2 separate regions of the Homo sapiens genome follow, and region 2 is linked to region 1. Evidence: chromatin loops called from intact Hi-C (ENCODE). Cell type or tissue: OCI-LY7. All regions are shown on one strand.

The links. Hi-C counts contacts between places; a loop is a spot of excess contacts. Peaks named below come from ENCODE experiments on the same cell type or tissue, not always from the same donor. Only the 100,000 strongest peaks of a DNase experiment are listed, where the experiment ranks them.
Region 2: it touches region 1 in a loop (8-fold over the local background); 1 of 110 quality-filtered maps calls a loop at or near these places.

Annotation. Positions count from the first base shown.
Region 1 is chrY:19,540,693-19,543,192 of GRCh38, reverse strand. No RefSeq gene overlaps it. Among named protein-coding and RNA genes, the nearest start is that of KDM5D, 200 kb to the left of the region's middle. In OCI-LY7, no CTCF peak of the experiment used is centred here; a DNase peak (open chromatin) is centred at 1,532; H3K4me3 peaks cover 2,500 bases; H3K27ac peaks cover 2,441 bases.
Region 2 is chrY:19,712,352-19,714,851 of GRCh38, reverse strand. All of the region lies in intron 18 of KDM5D (lysine demethylase 5D), which reads left to right. Among named protein-coding and RNA genes, the nearest start is that of KDM5D, 31 kb to the left of the region's middle. In OCI-LY7, no CTCF peak of the experiment used is centred here; DNase peaks (open chromatin) are centred at 1,231 and 1,761; H3K4me3 peaks cover 1,691 bases; H3K27ac peaks cover 2,500 bases.

The DNA.
Region 1 (2,500 bases):
TTATGCCTTGATAAAGAAGAAAATATTTTTTTCTGGACACATAATTATCTGAAAAAGCAACTATTAACTTGGGAACTTCCTCTTCTTCTGAATTCTGGTTCTTGCAGGAGTGTTTAGACACCTTAATATCCTCTTGTCCTCACCTTTGTAAACTAGAACAAGACAGATTATTTGTTGTCCCAGAAGCCTGTTGGGAAATAAGAAGAGTTAGAATGACTCGATGTGTGTGGGTGGTGGTGGTGGTGGAAAGGAATGGGTGAGGGGAGGGGAGTGGATAGCGTATGGGCACAGATAGCCCTGTAGGAAAAGCAGTTTGCTTAATGTCAAGTTTGAGCAGCCTGCTAAAAAAGAAATAATGGGAAAGGGAGTGACTGTGATTGAGCCAGAAAAGAACCAGAGAACCTCAGATTGGGGATTTATTCTTGCATTGTACTGTTTCTTGTTCTGCAGGTTGTACTATAAGTTTCTTTCTATTGATGACTAGGAGTGGAAAATGCATACAGAGAAAGCGCCAGTCCCTATTGCACCATGGAGTTAAAGATGACTATTGACTTTAGCCACCAGGACTGAGATAGAAGCTAAGCAACTGCTGTGCTCATGCCCTGAGAAAGTGCCACTACTTGTGTCCTCAGCCCAGGGAATGGCAGGCACCAAGGGGTCCAGAACAGTGAAGACCATGCTGTAGGCTCTGCTACTCGCTGGCAGGGCTTAAACAGACAGACAAGTAGAGGCTGCAGATCCCGGTGCTGGTGACTGGGTGGGCTAAATGTGGTATGAGATGCAAGGCTCATATATATTGGCTACTCCTATAGCGTCAGTGACTTGTGCACACACTTCCTGATCTCCAGTATTTTGGTTCTAGCCTTTTGCCTGCGCTTGCCAATCTTTTTGGTCGACCTGAAGTGTTTTGCTTTGCTTCTCCCACTTTTGTTCTGTCTTGCGTGTGAGCACTTCTTGGCCTGATGTCCCATAGCTTGGGCTTATCTTGGTATCGTTCGCAGCGAAGAATTTAGGCACAAAGTTCGGCCGCTGACTCAAAAGTCTGTCTTTCCGTGCCTGAGATATTTCACTTAACATAATGTTCTTCAGTTCCCTTTATGCTGTTGCAAATTACAAAACTTCGAGGCGGAATCTGGGTTCCACTCTAAAGAAAACTCACTGCAAGTGGCAAGGAAAGCAAAGCAAGCGGGTTTGGGAGGTTGTCATGAAGGTGAGCAAGGCTAGTGTGAAGTTTCAGTCACCTGTGATAGAGTGGCAAATTGCTAAGGCTTTGGGAATTGCAACCGCAGGGATGGATGCAAACGACCGCGCCCTAGGCTTCTCTAGCGAAGCCCCAGAGGCAAGGCGCTGGCTCCTACCCAGGGAGGCAGGATGTGGGTTGGGACAAGTTAGAGGTGGGGAATTAGGAGAGCCTTCGCAGCAGAGCAGAATGCAAGCAAGGTTCGAAATCCATTTAGGCACTGAAGGGCTTGCAGAGTTGCTGATGTGCTGTCAGAGAGACTCGCGGCTGAGCTAAGTAGGGACCGGAAACTACTCGTCCGCGAGTTAAAATAGGACTCCTGAGATTTCACGGCTCAGAGGTTTTCAGGTGCGTGTCTCTCTCGCTTCTTGTTGAACATCTTTAAATAAATCTTGTGGCCTTCCCTCCCTCCTCTATCCTGTGCACCTACAGCTAATTTCCCGACTTGTCCCGCGTGTGCATTGAGCAGCTTCTCACCCTTTCAGGAGCCAGCCTGGTAAAAGATGGGATCTCCAGGGTCGGTGGCTCACAGCTGTAATCTCAGCACTTTGGAAGGCGGGGGCGGGTGGATCACAAGGTCAGGAGTTCCAGCCTCGCCAATACGGTGAAACTCCTTCTCTACTAAAAATAGAAAAATTAGTCGTGTGTTGTGGAGGGTGCCTGTAAGTCCAACTTACTCGGGAGGCTGAGGCAGGAGAATTACTTGAACCCGGGAGGAAGAAGTTTCAGCGAGCCCGGATCACGCCACTGCACTCCAGCCTGGGCGACAGAGCGAGACCCCTTCCCCCACAAAAGGATGGGATCTCCAAAAGAGGTGGAGATGCCGTTGATTCAGGTTGCAAGCCTCGGCCGAATGGAGTATAGAGTCCAGCTTCTGTACTGATAAGATGGGTTTGTCTAAAGTGCAGAAATATTTGAACAATATTTCGAACTCTCTCGCGTGGCGGCAGTAAAGGCTTTTACAGTCAGAATGTGTGCTGACAATAAAGTGCAAGAGTGACTTGGGTTCGGTATTAAAGAAAAAGCGTAGTCGTTCCTATGTCTTCCCTGTGTCCCAGCGAGTAAGGATTTTTCTATTTTTAGCTCTCCTATACTCCGCTGGAACCTACTATACATAGAGAGCATTAGTCCATAGAGACTATGCACGTGGTAGGGCGAGGGAGGTCCAAACGAGATGATTCCTAGGCTATCCTTTCCTTCGAGGTCTTCCAAAGTCGTCGTATAGGACTGGCCCAGACTCCCGGTCCCAGCTTTAATGTA
Region 2 (2,500 bases), 170 kb before region 1:
GTAAGACAATAGATACATATAGTTTTTAGATTGAAAAGTAAGTGATTATGTACAGTCAGGCATCACTTAATGATGGAGATGTGTTAGGAGAAAAGCGTCATTAGGCGGTTTTGTCATTGCTGCATACGCACCGTCTACTTACATAAACCTGGATGCTGTGACCTCCTACACACCTAGGCTGTGTGATAGAGCCTGTTGTTCCTAGCCTGCAAACCTGCACAGCGTGATACTGTACTGAATATTGTTGTCAGTTGTAACACTGGTGAGTATTTGTGTATCAAAATACGCAAATGTAGAATTACTACAATAAAAGAATTGTGGAAGACATAAAATATGGGGCACTTACCATGAATGAAACTTGCAAGACAGGAAGTTTCTCTGGGTGAGGAACCGACTGGTAAGAGAATGTGAAGACCTTGGACATGACTGTACACTACTGTAGACCTAATAAACGCTTTACACTTTGGCTTTGTTAAATTTATATAACGGTATCTTAAAAAGAGATAGTAAATTAGCCTCAGCTACTGTAAATTTTTAAAACTTTTTTTCAGGGTACATGTGCAGGTTTGTTATATAGGTACATTTGTGTCATGGGGGTTTGTTAACCCCATGTACATAGGGGTTTTATCACCCAGGTATTACATTCAGTACCCCTTAGTTATTTCTCCTGATCCTCTCTCTCCTCCCACCTTCTACTCGGTGATAGTCCCCAGTATGTGCTGTTCCCTCTATGCGTGCGTCCATGTGTTCTCATCATTTATCTTACACATATTAGTGAGAACATGTGGTATTTGATTTTCTCTTCCTGTGTTAGTTTGCTAAGGATAATGGCCTCCAGCTCCATCCATGTTTCTTCAAAGGGCATGATCCTGTTCTTGTAATATCTGCATTGTAATTCCATGGTGTATATGTACCAGTTTTTCTTTATCCAGTCTATCATTAATGGTCATTTAGGTTGATTTCATGTCTTTGCTTTTGTGAATGGTGCTACAGTGAACATAACACGTGCATATGTCTTCATGATAGAACAATTTATATACCTTTGGGTATATACCCAGTAATGGGTTAGCTGGGTCAAACGGTATTTCTGCCTCTAGATCTTTGAGGAATTGCCACACTGTCTTCCACAATGGTTGAACTAATTTTACACTCCCGCCAACCCTGTATAGCAGTTACTTTTTCTCCGCCACCTCACCAACACCTGCTATTTCCTGACTTTCATAATTGCCATTCTGACAGGTGTTATCAGGTGGTACCTCACTGTGGTTTTGTTTTGCATTTCTCTAATGATCACTGATGCTGAGCTTTTTTTCATATATCTGTTGGCTGCATGTATGTCTCCGTTTGAAAAGTGTCTGTTTATGTCCTTTGCCCACTTTGTAATGGGGTTGTTTTCTTCTTGTAAATTTGATTAGGTTCCTTTATAGATGCTGGATATTAGACCCTTGTCAGATGTATAATTTGCAGAAGCTTTCTCCCATTCTGTAGGTTGTCTGTTTACCCTGTGTGTAGACAGTTTCTTTGTACAGGAGCTCTTTAATTAGGACTCGTGTCAATTTTTGCTTTTGCCGCAGTTGCTTTTGGCGTCTCCATTGTGAAATCTTTGCCCATGCCTGTGTCCAGTTGTCTTCCAGGGCATTTATGGTTTCAGGTTTTAAATTTATGTCTTTAATCCATCTTGAACTGATGTTTGTATAAGGTACATGGCAGGGGTCCTGTTTCAGTTTTCTGCATATGGCTCAGCCAGATTTCTCAACAGGATATACTAATTAGGGAGTCCTTTCCCCATTGCTTGTTTTTGTCAGCTTTGTCAAAGATCAGATGGTTGTAGGTACGCATCCTCATTTCTGGGCTTTCTATCATGTTTCATTGGTCTATGAGTCTGTTTTTGTAAACTGTTTTTGTAAACATTTAATTTCTATTTGAATGTTTTACTCTTTTCTAATAATGGTTAGCTTAAAACACAAATGCATCATAGAGTTGTACAAAAATATTTTCTTTCCTCATATTGTCATTCTGTAAACTTTTCTGTGTAAACAATTTTTAAGTTTGTTTTCCATTTTAAACATTTTTGTTAAAATCTAAGATGTAAAGACACACATTGGCCTAGGCCTACACAGAGTCAGATTCTGAATGTTACCATCTTCCCCCATCTATATCTTATTTTAGTGGAAGGTCTTCAGGGCACTGACACACGTAGAAAGGGATCTGTTAAGATAACCATGCCACTTCCTGGAATACTTCCTGAAATACTTTTGAGGCTGCCTGACAGTTAACTTTTGTTTATAGTAGGAGTATATTCTAAAATAATAGTTTAGAAAAATGTGGTGTCAAGCATTAACCAGTATATGGCTGTTTGTTATCAGGTATTATGTGATGCATGTGCTAGACAGATTCTTACATGATGGACAGTGCATTGGGTTGTTTATATCAGCATCACCACAGACACATGAGGAATGTGTTGCTACTTTACAACTGCTACGATGTCAGCAGGTGATAG